Regions from separate parts of the Homo sapiens genome. Here region 1 is linked to region 2. The links are chromatin loops, found by intact Hi-C in ENCODE. Cell type or tissue: heart right ventricle. All regions are shown on one strand. Each heading gives the region's core, and the rest is flanking DNA. Links, peaks and the distances in the headings are about the cores only. Region 1 has its middle 21 kb from the start of SLC16A12. Region 2 overlaps SLC16A12 (solute carrier family 16 member 12).

Region 1 (9,120 bases), core at 4,119-6,618, 76 kb before region 2:
GGTAAGAGTATGTTTAGTTTTGTAAGAAACTGACAAGCTATCTTCCAAAGTGGCTGTACGATTTTGCACTTTGCAATGAATGAGAGCTATTACTTCACATTTGTCAGTATTTGATGCTGTTAGAGTTTTGGATTTTAGCCATTCTAATAGGTATGTAGTGGTATCTCATTGTTTTAATATGCAATTCCCTAACAACATGTGATATCAAGCGTCTTTTCAATGCCTTATTTGCTATCTGTATATCATTTTTGGTGAAGTGTCTATTCAGATCTTCTTTTTATTTTTTAACTAGGTTCATTTTCTTGTTATAAGTTTTATTACAAACTTTTTATTTTTTTACTTTTTTAATTTTTAAAGATGGGGTCTCGCTATATTGCCCAGGCTGGCCTCAAATTCCCGGGCCAAAGTGATCATCTTTCCTCAGCCTCTCAAGTAGCTGGGACCACAGGTGTGCGCCACGACTCCCAGCTCATCATGGATTTTTTTTTTTTTAATTGTGGAGATTTTAGTAAATGTGGACAAGCACAGAAAAAAAAATTATATAACTCAGAAATAACCAAAACATTTTGTTTTATACCCTTTGGATCTATTTTCAGTGTACATGTATGTAAATATTGTTCTATGTCATGTATTAAAAAATTGGGATAGCATTCAACAATGTAGAAACCCTACAGTGGTTTATAAGTGTTTTCCCAATTAGTAATATTTGTATAGGTCCATGTCTTCTTTGCCACCATTTCACTCAGTTCTAGATGCTTCCCATATGTATTCCTTTGTTTCAAATTATGCCAAACTCTTCACTGTGGCTGAATGATTGAGTTGGCCTTCAATCATTCTTCCTTGAAAATCCATAATGAAGTCAAGCAATGTAAATACAGTGTGAAAAGTTTTCTGTAAATCTCTAACAGATTTTTATCAAATAATTTTTTTAAGTGTACCATAAGCTGTTCCTCATTTACATTTTTCTGACTTACAGCTTGGTGTAGTTTGGGATTTAGAGAGACTAAATTAAAATCCTGGGTCTAGGTGGTGACATATGCTATTTAACCTGCCCAATTTTATTTTTCTTACATTTAAAGATGGGAATAATAACATCTAATTTGTAGGGTTGTTGGAAGATAATGAATAGTAACCAACAACCGCCTAATTCAGTGCATTGCCTGGCATCTAGTGACCCTTCAGGATTGCTAGTAGGTATCATGTGCAAGTATGCTAAGGGGGTACTAAAATCTGACTTGGCGTTTTTATGAGTGATTGCCAATGCTATTTATTCATTCAGTAAACATTTCCTAATTATCTGTTGTGTCTATATAAGTATTTAAGTACTATGGATACCGAGACAGAAAGAAAAAGCTTTCTTGTCCTCAAGAGGCTTGCTGTCTGGTGGGCAAGGTAGAGAAGTAAAGCACCAGCTACAATGCAATGCAATAGACACTAGGATAGGGTTGTGCATAGGGTGACAAGGTGCTACGAGGGCATGCTTGTCTAATCAGGATGGGGGGCAGTTTTCCAGAGAAGGCCATAATTAAGCTTGACTTGAAGTATAAAAGGAGTCCGCTTAGGTAGACAGAGATGGCGTGGAAGGGTGAAGAACACAATCTATTTGGAGAACTGTAAAAGGTTCTATATGTAGGTATTACAGGAGTTATTAAGAAATTATTTTAGGCAGCTAGAGAGGGTAAAAGAGTCCTCAGTAAGTCTTTTTCGTTTAATAAAAAAGCGGTCCCCCAAATATTTATTATCTAACAGAAAGCAGCCTGAAAAACCAGACCTGCAAGTATTGATATGCAAATGCAGATGGTTAAGAGTCAGGTCCAGCCAATATGGCGGTTCCTGCTACTTTTTCTTTGTTGCCACGTGTACAGGTGTCATGGCGACCAGCCAGGTAGCCGCATTTGCATAATAAAAGGCTAGGGTGGGAGGGCCAGTTTTTTTGGGGGGGCTACCTGAATGACACACGTGGTTAAACCAATCCCCTGTGCCCTATGCTAATTAGACACCACCTCCTCCAGCCTCCCAATATAAACCACTGCTTTCCTCTGCACGCGGGTTTTCGGTTCAGAGCCCTCCTCCCTCTGTACGGGGAGCTATTCTCTCCTTTCTTGCCTATTAAACTTTCTACCCCTTAATCCACTCCACGTGTGTCCACGTCGCTAATTTTCACCACACGAGATAAAGGACACCGCAACTGAGCGGTGTAATAGGGAGTAACATTGCCTTGGGCAGCTGTAGGAGACGACCCCAAGAGATAGTTTCAGCAGACATCATTATCTGGGTTAGCTGTTGCCCTTGCTCTAATTCCACTTCTTTTTTTGAGTAGAATTTGAACTTCTGCCCTAGTTCATCTGTTCCAGTCGCATCAGCCTCCTTGTGTTTCCTCAAGTATACCAAGCACACTCCAAACTCAGGGTGCCTTCATTTTGCCCCTTTCTCCTTTTCCGTGCTTTCCCTCCAGATGACCACAGCCACACTCCCCTGCCTCCTTCAGGTTGCTGCGTGAATGCCACGACCCGGACCACACACTATTTTTTTTTTTTTTTTGAGACAGAGTCTCGCTCTGTCGCCCAGGCTGGAGTGCAGTGGCACAATCTCAGCTCACTGCAACCTCTGCCTCCAAAATTCAAGCGATTCTCCTGCCCAGCCTCCTGAGTAGCTGGGATTACAGGCGCCTGCCACCATGCCCAGCTAATTTTTGGATTTTTCGTAGAGATGAGGTTTCACCATGTTGGCCAGACTGGTTTCAAACTCCTGACCTCAAGTGATCCGCTTGCCTCAGCCTCCCAAAGTGCTGGGATTACAGGCATGAGCCACTGTGCCTGGCCGTGGACTACATTCTTTTTTTTTTTTTTTTTGAGGTGGAGTCACGCCCTGTCACCCAGGCTGGAGTGCAGTGGTATGATCTCAGCTCACTGCAACCTCCACCTCCCTAGTTCAAGCGAGTCTCCTGCCTCAGCCTCCCGAGTAGATGGGACTACAGGCATGTGCCACCACACCCAGCTAATTTTTGTATTTTTAGTAGAGATGGGGTTTCACCATGTTTTCCAGGCTGGTCTCGAACTCCTGGCCTCAGGTAATCTGCCTGCCTTGGCCTCCCGAAGCGCTGGGGTTACAGAGGTGAGCCACTGCGCCCGGCCCCGGACCACACTCTTAATCACACTGCCTTGTCCCTCTCCCAGTCCCTGCTGTGTTTCCCCATAGCACTTATCTCCAACTGACACATAGTGTATTTCACTCCTTATTTACTTGTTGTCTGTCTCTGCCATTGCATACTCTTGATGGGAACAGGGCCTAACATACAGTGGGCAACTCATATAGACTTATTTTTAAATGAGTATATCACGTCATTGCTGTTAATTTGAATTTATTATGAAACATTTTGTTGAATGATAGTTCTATTCATATTTAACTTCTATCTTTTTGTTGCTGTTGTAAGAGCTAAAAACATTCAGAGTTCATACCTAACCTTCTTATACATGCTTAAGCAGCAAGCATTATGATCAAAATAATTTAAGTTGACCGTAGGAGGTGATGATAGCGAAATCTAAAATAAATTCTTTATTTTTTATTCACACATTCCTCATATTTAAGAAACACTGCTATAGTATTGTAGGTTGTTATTTTTGGGAAAACCCACCTCAGCCTTTTTTTCTATTCTCTCACTCACAACATCATCACAGAAGACGTCTGTGACCAAATATGTGTGAGTTTCTTCCCACACACCAAGAAGCAATCATTTCTGCAGTGGACATCAGCTGGGTATCTTCCAATTCAGTTCTGACAGTATCCACCTGGAGATAACATCAGATCCCACAGATTGAGGGCTCAATCCCCAAGACCATCCCCTCCTCCCACCAGTTGAAAGTTCCAGCCTCCAGAACTTCTGACCAATCAGCTTCAAGTTGGGGTTTCTATGAAACCTCTCGTTGAGTTAAGTTAATTTGCTAGAGTGGCTCACAAAATGCAGGAAAAGACTTACTTACATTTGCAGGTTTAGTATAAAGGATATGAAGGATTCAGATGAAGAGATGCATAAGGCAAGGTATGGGAGAAGAGAGGCAGCCTTGATAAACCACCAGTCAGGAACTTCTATTTGTTCAGCTCCCTGGAAGCTCTCCAAACCCTGTCCTCTTGGGTCTTTATGGAGACCTCATTGGATAGGCATGACTGAAAATGGACAACCTGTTAAAATGCGATTGGACAAAGGGTATGATCTAATACTAACAGACTGAGTGGGGTAACCCAGCAGGGACTGTCTGTTCAGATTCTTCTTGGTCTCTCTGTGCACCATGCCTTCCTCCATGGTATGGGGCAGGAACCCTTCTGAAATGGAGGTGTTCTGACCTATGATCAGACAAGGTAGGTCAGAAACCAGCTCCAGAAACCAGGAAAAAGTTCCTGCCTTGGGGAGAGAAAGAAATAGGTGAAAGGAGGGCAGAAAAGGTAAGAGAGAAAAAAAGAAATTCTGTTTTCTGAGGCCTGCTTCTGAAGCCTAAAGCACCCTAACATTGTAACAAGGGCTATGGGAGTCATGAGCTAGGAACCGTGGATAACCTAGATAGACAAACAGACAGAGAGATAGAGAGATAGATTGATAGATAGAGATAGAGATATGTATAATAATATTGCAGTCGTTTTCTTCCCCCCTTTTTGTTTCAGTTAGTAAAGTGGTCAGGAGTGGTTGAGTCACACAGTTCCCTCACCTACTAGCTGTGTGATCTTCTGCAAATTATTTATCAATGGAGTACCCACCCATAGCTTTTGAGAGCATGAATTGAAAGCGAGGAAGCATAAAAAGTGCTTAGCACAGTGCCTGGGTAGAAAGCTGTCAATACATTGATCTATGTGATGCTGACCATCTTGGGAGGCCAGAGATAAAGCTGAATAATTTTCAAAGCACTAAATTTTTTCCTCCAAGTTACTGCAGCTTGAAATTCTGTGTTTGATAATTTAACTGATGGCTGTTTTATCTCCTGAGATTGCAGGAGCCCTGCCTGTTTTGCTCGTTGTTGCCTCACTAGCCCATACCAGAGTGCAGGGTGCGCTGTAAGCCGTGACCGCATCACAGATCATCAGCATGCAGAGGTAATGTAAGTTCCAATAGTAAACACAAGGGAGTAGTGTTCTCCCACCTGTCCTCACACTGGTTCAATTCAGAAACTTGATTTTTCTGGAAGTGCATTATTTAAATGTAGTCTTAGGAAAGCAGGCTCAGTCTTACTCTTTCTTCTTCCCTACTGCATGGAATATATATATATATATATATATGTATATATGTGTGTATATACGTATATATGTGTATATATACATATCTGTATATATATGTATATATGTGTATATATACATATCTGTATATATATGTATATATGTGTATATATACATATATACATATACATATACGTATATGTATATATACGTATATACATACATACGTATATATACACATATATACATATATATACGTATATACGTATATATACGTATATATACACATATATATATTATCCTTTCTGTAGAAATAAACATGAAACCCAAAAGCCTAACTGTGTTTGTACCCAGCACGTGTTAATAGAAAGTTTAAACAACAAAACATTTAAACCAATGCAATTTAAGCTCATTATCCCTGTCTATTGGGTAACATAAGACAAAATTATATTGTAGGTAACTGTGCCTGCGTGCCTGTAGTGCCTGCTACTCAACAGGTTGAGTAGCAGGAGGATTGCTTGAGCCCAAGAATTTGAGTTCAGCCTCAGCAATATAGCAAGATCCACTATCTTGAAAAAAAAAAGAAGATATTGTGTCCTCTTAAATACTAATTTGCTTTGTTAATCACGATGGGCCCTTTCCAAAGGTAATTGCTAATCCTGAAGACTTCATTCTACAAATATTTACTGGATGCTTTCTAGGTGCTAGGGGCTTATCTGGGTGCTAGAAATTTAAGTGAGGAAGACAGACAAGGGTTAGGTATGGACAACCAGTGTTTCTACTGGGGGATATTCTGCCAGGACAGGGGTAGGAAAATACCTGCTTGCGGAGCCTCAACACCCTTGGAATATTATCTTAGAAATGTTTAGCTTTATGAAGATGAAAGGGGACTTAGACATTATCTAGTGGAAATTCAGATGGCTAGAGGGCTAGAGGGGCCAGATAGCTAACATAAATAAGTAAAGTAGGCCAGCTGGGGCCTGCTGTTGAGCAAAGAGCAGGTATCCAATGTAAAGGTTGCTCCCATCTCATCAGCTCAGGCTACAGTTTTCTTCTTTCTCTCTCTCTAACAACCAAAAGTAAGACCGTTTCCCCACAACACACACATACATATGTCATCTAAAAGTCAACAAACAGAAAGAGCAGCTCTGGGAAAGGTGGATTCAGAGGTGGCAAAGCAAACACTTTGTCCTCCATCTCCCCACAACCTCAAATATTTTAAAAAACAAACCTGTTCAACCCAAATTGTGATAAATATTAAACAACACAAGATAATAACATGATCAACAACTAAAGTGATGATGTAGATGAGGTCTCCTGTCCTGTTTCCTCAAAAGGTTTTCTCGGCCATTAAAAGAGCTTCCCTCTCTAGATCTGGTTCCTTTAAATCTCCTGGTAGATTTCACCAGAAGCAGGGTCTTCAGGTGCTATCAGAAGGGAATTGAGGTGGGTTAGTTATGCCTTCCTGGCTTCTCATTTGTGAATGTGAGAAGAATGTGCAACTGAGGCAGGCACTCTCTGAGGCCAGATTTTTCTAGGGAAGTCAGGTGTTGATTTTTCAAGAGAAGCCAGAAATCTGGAGTTTTTTGAGAACTTTCCCATTTTCTTTCTTTCTTTCCTTCCTTCCTTCCTTCCTTCCTTCCTTCCTTCCTTCCTTCCTTCTTTCTTTCTTTCTTTCTTTCTTTCTTTCTTTCTTTCTTTCTTTCTTTCTTTCTTTCTTTCTTTCTTCCTTTCTCTCTTTCTTTCTCTCTTTCTTTCTTTCTTTTTGAGATGGAGTCTCGCTCTGTTGCCCAGGCTGGAGTGCAGTGGCATGATCTTGACTCACTGCAACTTCTGCCTCCCGGGTTCAAGCTATTCTCTGCCTCAGCCTCCCAAGTAGCTGCGATTACAGGCACCTGCCACCACGCCTGGCTAATTGTTTTGTATTTTTAGTAGAGACAGGGTTTCACTGTGTTGGCCAGGCTGGTCTTGAACTCCTGACCTCCTGGTCCACCCAAAGTGCTGAGATTACAGGCGTGAGCCACCGCACCTGGCCAATTTGTGATAATTTTCAAAGTGCTGTGAGGGCCAATCCAAGCTGATCTGAGAATTAAATTTGTCCCATTGTTGAGCAGTTCACTCCCTAACCTAATGCAATCGCCTAATTTTACAGATAAGGTAATGACTCAGAGCAGCTAACAACTTGTCCAATATTGTCACAAAGTCTGCATTCTTTTCATTGAGTCATCAAGTAGCTACAAAATGTGGAGAAAATGCCTGCGAACTATTAAGACAACTACTGTCAACTTTAAACAATTTAGTATTGAAATGAGTCATGCTAGTTGGCAATATTTGTGCTGAGATGATTTAATAGCCTGTGATTTATATGAACAAAGAGTGTAGTACCTAATGTGCAAAATGTTGATTGTCAGAGAGGGGCTAATGAGAAGACAAAAAATGTACCACTCTGACTGTAATGGATTACAAGATGGTGCTATCAAAGGTGAATAAGTAACTATAAACACAACAGTCTACTGGAAAACAGCTGCAGGGTAACACCACAAGAAATTCTGAGCAAGTCAGACATTCTGTTATTTCCCAAATCTAATAAAAGATATGCATACGGATTTTACTATTAAATTAAGAAAAAATGATTCAATATCACAGAAAACATAATAGGCATGCGGGTGTGGTGAAGGAGTAGAGACGGGGTTTCACCCTATTGGCCAGGCTGGTCTCAAACTCCTGACCTTGTGATCCACCCACCTCAGCCTCCCAAAGTGGACAGAGGGACGGAGGTACATTCAAGAGAATTCAGCTGGGGCTTCAAATTCTGAGTCCAATGCATTTCAATGGTCATTTTTTGGAACTTGGGAATAAAAACATTTTGGTAGCATTTAAGAAAGTACCATTTCTTTGATTGTTCATTACACGTGGCTAATTCCGGTGTAAAACTGACACTCCGAGAGGAAAGCCAAGTGCGGATGTCACCATCTGGTTTTGCTAAGTCTTAGTTCGCATCTCACTTACTCTCTCCAGATTCTGTTAGGGCAGGGCCGATTATCCATTTTGTTCATTATCATACTCCCAACTTACTTCCTGGCACTCAGAAGGCTCTCAATAACTGTTTAGTTGAGTTGAATTGGCTTAGCTGGAATTGAAGAGCCAGAAGCAATTGGAAGGGACCTTAGAGCTAATTCTCATCATCCACAATCACTCACACCCCTCCTAGTACCATACGTTTCCCCCTCTCACACGTCCACCTCAATTCATGGAGAAATGCAATGTGCTGTTGTGCCATAGTCAGCAAGCAGCCAAATCTAATTCAGTGCTACCACCCTAGATTCTCTCCAGATGATGCCTAACTCCAAAATAGATTGTCATAATGTTCTTGGCCAGAAGCCTATAATTTTTAAATGAGATTACATGGGATTTATTTAAGCTTTAATATAACTATAATAAGTATTAATAACACATGCTTTATAATCTGTTTTCTGTTTCTTGTGATATCTTTGTACTTACAAATCAACATTAATACATCTCTCTTTGGCCAGGCGTGAGTGGCTCACGCCTGTAATCCCAGGACTTTGGGAGGCCAAGGTGGGAAGATCAAAAGGTCAGGAGTTCAAGACCAGCCCGGCCAATATGGTGAAACCCTGTCTCTACTAAAAATACAAAAATTAGCCAGGTGTAGTGGCACGCACCTGTAGTCCTAGCTACTCAGGAGGCTGAGGCAGGAGAATCACTTGAACCTGGGAAGTGGAGGTTGCAGTGAGCTGAGATCACACCACTGCGCTCCAGCCTGGACGACAGGGCGAGACTCTGTCTCAAAAAATTAAAAATAAATAAATAAATAGATCTCTCTTCAAAAGGGCAAAACAACCTTTTAGCTTTTGTATTAGTTTGTTTTCATGCTGCTGATAAAGACATACCTGAGAC
Region 2 (9,120 bases), core at 3,914-6,413:
CCATAGGAAACTGCTTCCTTGTTCCCCTGGTTCTCGGCTGCTCTATATACAGGCAGAAGGTGGCTCCTCAGCCTTGTTGTGCTGCACCTCCCAGCTCCAGCCTGACTCAGTTGCCTACTCCAAAGACATAGAATCTCAGAATTTGATTCGGTCTTTGGATTGGTTCCTTGGGATGATGTGTAGACTCCTGGTACAATCGGCAGGGCCAGGGAGGTGCAGAACAGGTAGCACAAACGTGGCTGTCACTCACCTGCCCCAGATCATGCTGGGGAGTGGAATTTCCCTTGTATCTGAGTGCATACTCCATTAAGTACCTAGTATTTCCAATTTACATAGGAAAAATTCTAAAAATATTTTAAGGAAGCAATGCCTTCTTAGATTATATTGCACACAAGTAAAACGTATGCAACTTGTGGAGATGGGGCAGTGCAGTGGTTAAGAGCACAGGCTTCGGAGCTACACTGTCTAGGTTCACATTCATCATACTGCATGCCAGCTGTGGCTTGGACAGACTATTTATTGGATCTCTCTTTGCCTCATTTCCTCACCTACACAATGGCAGTGATAATAACAACAGTAATAATAATAATTATCACTTGTGTATTACTCACTGGATATGCCAGGTACTGTTTTAAGTGTGTTAAATTAATTTACTACGTACCCACAACTGTGAGTTGAAACTCTTTTCAGAAATCCTTAGGACAAGATTTTTTGTTATGGTATGGAGAGCAGATATTTGTAACCCTCTAGCAGGATCTGAGGGAGTATCTGGTAATCAATCATAAGATATTCTATAATAGAACATAGGAATATTCTACTAAAAGAGATATATACGTAGTTTAGGTCTTGTCACCAAATAATTACACTGTCAATATCTGGGAAAATTATGGGTTTGTTCTCAGAACTTTTTGGAATTATACATTTGTATATTTATCTTCATTGTACAGATGGGGAAAACTGAAGTTCAAAAAGACTTAGTAACTTTTTTCTTTTGAGACAGTGTCTTGCTATGTTGCCCAGGCTGGTCCCAAACTCCTGGCCTTAAGAGAGCCACCCATGTCAGCTTCCTGAGTAGGCGGCTGGGATTACACTCATGTGCCACCACACCTGGGTTCTGAGACTTAGTAACATGACCAAGTTTACACAGCTAGAAATGCAGAAGCTGAGATTTGAACTCAGCATTTGGATGCCAAAAGACTATGCACTTGACCACAGCATTATAATACATGTATCAGAGGGTTTTTGTGAGAATTAAATGAGTGAACATGTGTAAAAAGCACTAAGAACAGGCATAATACACAGTGAATGCTATGTAAGCATTAATTGTTATCAGGATTTTCTTCTTCCGTTTTTTTTTTTTTGTTTTTTTTTTTTTTTAGAGGCAGCGTCTCACTATGTTGCCAAGGCTGGAGTGCAGTGGCTGTTCACAGGCACGATTATAATGCACTACAGCCTCAAAGTCATGGACTTAAGCTATCCTCCTGCCTTAGCCTATTAAGTAGGTGGAACTACAGGCATGTGCCACTGTACCCAGACAATTTTCTTCATTTTAGAGGGTTATTGCAATTTATTATTATAATGGTTGGCAGGGCAGTGATGTATTCAATTTGATAAGGCAGTGCTTCCCAACCTCTCTTGGGGAGGCAGACCTCAAAAATCATCATCTTTCTAAACCACATTGGAGTAAACCATGATGCTGTTACTGGCCCTGGCGACTCTGGGGTATGGCCACCAGAAGATCTGCCCAGCTGCCTCATGAGCTGAGGGTCCTGTTATGGACTCAATGTTTGTGTTCCCACCAAATTCATATGTTGAAGCCCTAACCCTCAATGTGATGTATCTGGAGATGGGCCCTCAAAGGAAGTAATTAAGGTTGAAGGAGGCCCATAAGGGTAGGCCATGATAGGACTAGTGTCCTTAGAAGAGATGCCAGAGAACTCACACCCCCTCTCCTCCAGCACATGCACATGCACTCAAGAAAGGCCACGTGAGCACATTGCAAAAAAAAAGGTGGCCATCTTCAAGCCAGGAAGGGAGCTGTCCCCAGAAACTGAATTTGCTGACACCTTAATCGTGGACTTCTAGCTTCCAGAACTGAGAAAGTAAATTTCCGTTTTAGCCATCCAGTGTCTGGTATTTTGTTATAGCAGCTGGAGTAGACTAATACAGATTCATGTCACACCTGGAGCCCGGCTAAGCAACTAGGAAGCTCTGGATTAAGAAGGCATATTGATGTGTTTCCTTCTACACAACATGATTTCACTCTGCTAAATTTTGTGGGTTTTTTCTTCTTTTTTCTTGGTCTATTCTATTAGACATTTTTTTTTTTTTTTAGACAGGGTCTCACTCTTGTCACCCAGGCTGTAGTTCAGTAGTGTGATCTTGTCTCATTGCAACCTCTACCTCACAGGCTCAAGGATCCTCCCACCTCAGCTTCCCTAGTAGCTGGGACTACAGGCCCACGCCACTGTGCCTGGGAATTTTTTTTTGTATTTTTTGTAGAGACAGGGTCTTGCTATGTTGCCCAGGCTGTTCTCAAACTCCTTGGTTCAAGCAATTTGCCCACCTCAGCCTCCCCAAGTGCTGGGATTATAGGCGTGAGCCATCACACCCGGCATCTATTAGACTCTTAACTATGACTTCTCATCCTTGGTTATACATTGACCATGATACTGTTTTCTGCCACACTGTGATTAAAATTTATTATTGATGGATCTAAAACCCATGACCTCAAACTTGTTAGTGTAGAGTACATTGTAAAAATACATTGACTACACTGGCCTTTGGAATGCTTCTAAGAATATATGTTAACTTTGTACCATAGTCTGTAGCTATACTTTAGCCTTTTTTTCTTTTCTTCTTCTTTTTTTTTTTTTTTTGGTGTATTCTTGAGAAATGATAATCCAAAGTAAACTGAATTTGTACTATTTGACACTCTATTCTAAGTGAGGAGTATGGATTTAAGACACAAATCATTAAGTACAGACTAAATTGTACTTTTCAATCTTTTAGATGATTAATTATTTTTCGAAATTCAAAAAATTTATTTTCTCTGTTTGGGCTATTTCATTCAAAGATTCTAAAACTATTCAGCGTAACTCATGCCTTTACTTATTTTTATCCTGAAAATATTAACTTGTTTTTCTCCTAGCTTCCGGTGAAGACAATTTTATCATTGTCAGCATTCTCTCAAGAAGTTTATGAAAGAAAAAGAGAATGATTTCCTCATGCGAGCCTGAAATGCCATGAGAAAGAACATTGCATTCTCATTCTGTGTAGTGCAGTTGTCCTAAAGTGGACTTTTTCATTCCATGTTATTTAGTCATCAAATGTTGCATCACTTTGTAAAAGGAAAACAATTTTTGAAAGTTATAGTGAAAAACCATGCTGGAATACATTTTTTTTTGTTTTACACACACACACACACACACACACACTCTCTCTCTCTCTCACACACACACACACACACACAAGAAAAAAAAAACAGTGTCAATTAGATAGTAGCCAACCTTAAAAAAATAGTCATACAGTTTATCTATCCATCAATAGATTCTTGTTTTTGGCTTCTTGGGCAGATAAAAAGTGAGGGGGAAACTTTTAATCTGTGTATGAGAGTAGTCCCAAAAGCAAAACTCTCAGGTATTAGTGGAATGATAAAATCTCAATAAGTTTAAATAAAGAGAGCAAACCTAAACATATATATATAGACAAATGTCAACTACGCCAAGTATATAGACAAGCGGATGTGAACTGATGTTAAATGGAAAAAAAAATGTACACACTTAGTTGCCACTATGTACAAGTGGTTTTATTACTTTGTATAAAAAGAGCATGAGTATTCCAGGAAATTCAGAAAATACAGGAAGAGCTCATTCATTATCTCAGTTTCCTCACACAGCTATTTTCTATTTTGGTGCATTCATTTCTTATTTTGTCCTTATGCATATGTATTTCTACAGTTGTACTCATAGCACATACATTTTGTGTTCTGATTTAGAGTTAATATCCCAACATAGATGGGCATTTTTGTGTGCTGATACAGTCCTCAGAGCTGTCATTTATAGAGGCTTTTAATAGTTCAGGGATTGGACATAGCATTTGTGTACAACTTAGGAAAAATCATTAAAAAGGAAAGAACGTAGACACAGATATTTAGTATACAGATATTTGTCTGTAAAGAATTTCGGTGGAAGTTCAAAATAAAGAATCAACTAAATACTGCAAAGAAGTGAAAATTAGTTTAAATGTTCAAGAAACATGGCATTTCTTGGATTTATAGTTCTCCCTCTTATTTTCATTTTGCCAGTCTTCCTCACTCCATTTAACTCTTTTGTGTTGTCTGCATAGCATAAGGGAAAATTGACTTGGAAAGATGAAGACACTGGGTCTGTTTTCCTTTTGATACTCCAAGAAAAGAAATATGTGTGTACTTTTAGTGATGATTAAGCTATATATTTACTAATTTTCTAATCATGTTACTATTTGATCTAGTAACTGGTATATGTAATAACTTAGTTAAGCATTTTTTTGTACCTACTATATGCTCCTGTATAGCTACTGTAGTGAACAGTCTCTTACTTTTTAGTTTGGAAAATTATTGAAAGAAATCAATGAAGATGAAAAATGTATTTGCTGGTATTATATAGAAAGAAATTAGTATTTGTTAATATGTGAATATTTAATAGGTATCAGATGCTTTTACATGTATTTTGCCATTTAACCCTCATTAAAGCCCCCTTTAAAAGGAAATATTCACTGCAATGTACACAGCAGGACAGATTCAGAAAGCTAAGTTGCATGTCAAAATCACAGAGCTAGTAATTATCAGAGTAGAGTTTCCAAGCCAGATATGTCTGACCTCATGCCAAGGGCACTGTTCCATGTGCTTCAAAATGTAATGTGGTATTCATATTTGCAGCAGTTTTAATGGCCTCAAAGAGTAGTAGTATAACTGAGGGTGGAGTGGGATGGCAAAAAAACCCTGGAATTATTGAGAGAGGGGTGTCCTGTCAGAGGAATGTGGGTTTCTTTTTTATTTTTAAAGATCTTTTTCTGAGCCATGTTGTGTTACTATTTACAGCTGCATCATGACCTAAAGGGCCTCTTATAAGCCTCCTTCTCAGATAAATTATCTTTCAGAACATTTTTCACACCCAGCCTCAGGAGACATGTAAATGCCTCTATGTAAAGTCTTTGGATAGAGAATGGTGATAGAGCTTCTTTTGCAGTTTATGAAGTTCTACTTGATATAACTATTATTCTCCAACACTATCGTGATATATAAATCATAATAATCACAGGATATTGAAATTTTAAGTTTTTTATCCCTTATGTAAGGCTCATGGAGGCAGTCTATAATAACAATAGTAGTAATAGCTAACATTTATTTGAATGCTTACTGTGGACAGGACCTATGCTTTGTGATATAATATGGGTTACCTCATTTCATTTTCTCAACAACTCCGTGGGGTAGGAGTTGGGATTTGAAAGGACCAATACAAAACATTCATATTTTCCCTAAGTTCTAAGCCAATTTAGAGGTAGAAACAGGAATTAAACAGATGAAGATCAAAATGCCACCCTAAAGGCTAATAATACTGATAGTTAAGGCACGAGGCTTAGGACAACTAGCCAAGTAGGGTTGCAATACTTTGCTCATGAAAAGGAGCCAAGTTGTAGTCACTGTCAGCTCTTAAACAACCACAGGCCTCCTTGCAAGGGCATCTTCCCCTATTTTACTTATAGCACAGAATTGCTGAGGAAGATAAGCTTCTCTACAAATAGGCAGATCCCACATGAAAAAAAAAAAGAGAAAGAGTGTGAGGTGAGTGTAGGCAATGATTTCTCCCAAGGAAACAGATAAGCAACCCCTCTTACAGCGAAAAGTGAGGAGAAGGAGAAGAGCCAGGAGTGTTAAATCTACTGGAGTCTCCACCCCACAGGATCATGGAAAAGGAGGTCTTTGTCCCCAGCTGTAGGTACTAAACATGCGGCTATCCTGCAGATAAGGAATGAGGCACTGAGACACTAAGTGACAGTTCACTATTAGTAAGTGGCAGAGAAGTCTAAATAAGGTCAGTCCATAAGTAAGAGGTAGAGTCAGGGCTGAACAAGCCAGGCTAGGACGGGCTCAGGCTCAGTTCAGGAACAAGGCAATGGAAAATTAAGATGGGAGGGCAGATGTGAAAGGGATTACAAAAAATAAGTGATAAGAGTTGGATTCACTTGTAATGAGAGTTGGGATAGAGTCAAAATGACTCAAAGCTTTTAGCATTTCTAGTTGGAAACAATGAGAGCATTAAGAAAACAGTGTTTCCAGGAGTGAATAGCCAGTGTTTTTGGACATGAGAGTTTGAGGTACCCTGCAGACTATTGGAAATTTGAGTCTGTAACTTGGGAGAAAGATCGGAAGCAGAGATGCAGATTTTATAGTTGTCCATTTAAATAAAGGTGATAGGTGGCTGAAACTAAGGGAATGCTTAAGTCTGAGCAGTGAAAGAGGAAGTTGGTTTCACAGATGAGTTTCATCTTTGAAATACACTAAAAGATTTGAGTTGGTAAACATCAGCAACTTGATCTAGTTTAAAGGCAAAGCCCAGCGTGAGCTCAGGACTTGACTTCACCTTTTTACCATAGCCCTAGAATGCTGCAAGGCAAGCTTACGGATCACACTGGTATGCAACACAGTTTTTGTTTCCCCCTGCAGGTTCACTGTCCATCCCACTTCCACCCTGTTCTCTGACCTGGGAGGCTGAAAACATTTATGGACTGCATCAGTTGGGCTCCCATTGGGTTCAATTACCTCTGAGACTTGGAATGCAGGAGTAGGTGTGGCTGATGTGTTTACCTCCTTGGTTCTTTCACTGTCAGATCCTGTGGACTGACTGCTTCCCTTCAACAGGGACTTTCTACGTCAACTCTCCAAGATTCTAGTAACTGCTCTCTCCCTCTGCCCCCTTAAGTCTAGAGGTGGTAATAGTTTCCCACTGTTACTAGACCCAAGGCACTCCACTTCCTTTATTAAGTTCTACTTGATGTAACTGTTATTCTCCAACACTATCATGATATAGTGTTGTTAGATATTATTAACACTGCTTATACCTTTATAAACAATGTCTTTATTGAAGTCTTCCCTTCCCAGTTCCTTAAATAATATACCCAGTAAACCAGAAAGAACTCATGTTCTCCAAGGCACAAGTCCTACTCTTAATAAACAGAGGGACTTCATCGGGGTGGGGGTGGGGGCGGGGGCAGGGCAGGGGCCGGTCTCAGAACTGGGAGGGAACAATAGACTTAGTACAGAGACTGTAAATCCATATGTACATATAATATTGTTGGTGGACAGAATATCTTACACAGTTACATGATTCTTCAAATGTGTAAGTGCCTTAGTGATTCATAAGAAAATTTATTTGAAAATTCATCAAATTTATTTTACTTATTGTCTTTATACAGATTCTTAACTAACAAATGGCTTATGGCTTATATTAAGAATATAACTATTGCTGTGTTTGGCTAAGGACATCTTTTTTTTTTTTTTTTTTTTTTTTTGAGACAGAGTTTTGCTCTTGTTGCCCAGGCTCAAGTGCAATGGCACAATCTCGGCTCAACGCAACCTCCTCCTCCTGGGTTCAAGTGATTCTCCTGCCTCAGCCTCCCGAGTAGCTGGGATTACAGACATGCACCACCACGCCCAGCTAATTTTGTATTTTTAGTAGAGATGGGGTTCCTCCATGTTGGTCAGGCTGGTCTTGAACTCTTGACCTCAAGTGATCCGCCCACCTCGGCCTCCCAAAGTGCTGGGATTACAGGCGTGAGCCACTGCGCCTGGGCTGGACATGTTTTTAAATGTACAGACTGTACTCACATGCAAAGAATCTGGGAATTACTTCCAAGGACTTTGTTAAAAGTTCATCAAACTTTCTTCGGTTCCAAACTAGAGGGAGGTGGAATGAACTGGTTTAACAATATCTATTTCTATCAGGATAGGAACAAAAACGACCATCCGTATCTTGAAGGAATTTTTGTAAAATCATTTCTAACTCATTTCACAGCAGAAATTCAAGCCCCCGTCTTACAAAAAAATAGTACACCACATTCTCAGCCTTGGCAACACCTTGTCCTTTGTGTGACCTGCTGTGGCTCAAGCAGTGAGCAGAGTCTACAGAACACAAAAATAAACATCTCTACAGGCCTGTGGAATGTGATGGCCAGCGTGATGTGGGGCAGACTGTGGGCCGAGTGCCAGGCCCTGTAGGTGAGCCCTCCTGCGGCCCACTTTGCAAAAGCAGAAAGAAGGGGCAAATCTGCCAGTGAATTTCTGTTTCCACCTTTGGCCTGGTCTGGGGTCAGGGCCTAGGTATGTGCCCAGAGAGATGTAGTCAGTTAGGGTTCTATGACCCCAGTGCTGGGAAGGCTGGTTATGGTGGATAAAAAGATCAAAGAAAGGGTTTCTTGTTACCATTCTTCAAGCTCCGTGTACCATTTCCCCATGTAATTTGAGAAATTATCCTGAACCAGAGAACTGGGAAGTTTGTTCAGTAACTGCTTATTGAGTCCCTGTTCTCTCCCAGGCATGATCCTAGGCACTGGAGATAGTGGGGAGTGGGAGCCTCCAGGGTCCCTCCTCTTAGGGATCTCACACTCTGAGTGCAGAACTATGTTCTTCTGCCTGCACTCCTACAAACACCAGTTCTCCGTAGTACTCCATGACATGAGGGGTTAATTTCTAGCTGACTGAAATAATGGACTCATTGCCCCTCCCATTTCAACAGCATGGCGGATGGCAGCGATTACAGAGTGAAGGAAATATCGTGGTATGGAGAGCAGCACTGTTCTCAATAATAGGCTCTCTGATGACGAACAAAAAGACTCTGTGAAATGCATCTCAAACTCCCAGGTTCTCCTTTACAGCCAAGATGCCTCCGATATAATCTGACTTAATGATGCCATACTCTGTAACAGAGTACAAAATTAGAATAAAAGAGTTATACAAGGCACTGAGTTAGACACAAAAATTTATTCATGGAACTACACAAGTATTGAGCACCGACTTTATGCCAGACACTACACCCAATGTTATACCAGAACCCTATTACTGCAGAAAATGTAGTTGGGGGC

Evidence for each region. Hi-C counts contacts between places; a loop is a spot of excess contacts. Peaks named below come from ENCODE experiments on the same cell type or tissue, not always from the same donor. Only the 100,000 strongest peaks of a DNase experiment are listed, where the experiment ranks them.
Region 1: a loop joins it to region 2, with 2.6 times the contacts of the local background. A loop is called at or near these places in 27 of 110 quality-filtered maps.

The regions. Positions count from the first base shown.
Region 1 is chr10:89,551,844-89,560,963 of GRCh38, reverse strand. It overlaps a transcript of SLC16A12 not described here. Among named protein-coding and RNA genes, the nearest start is that of SLC16A12, 21 kb to the right of the region's middle. RefSeq lists an enhancer at 1,571-2,095. In heart right ventricle, for the core only: CTCF peaks have their summits at 4,905 and 5,104; no DNase peak of the experiment used is centred there.
Region 2 is chr10:89,475,996-89,485,115 of GRCh38, reverse strand. The region is part of intron 2 of SLC16A12 (solute carrier family 16 member 12); the gene reads left to right. Among named protein-coding and RNA genes, the nearest start is that of SLC16A12-AS1, 25 kb to the right of the region's middle. RefSeq lists an enhancer at 8,249-8,749. In heart right ventricle, for the core only: no CTCF peak of the experiment used is centred there; a DNase peak (open chromatin) is centred at 4,864; H3K27ac peaks cover 2,500 bases.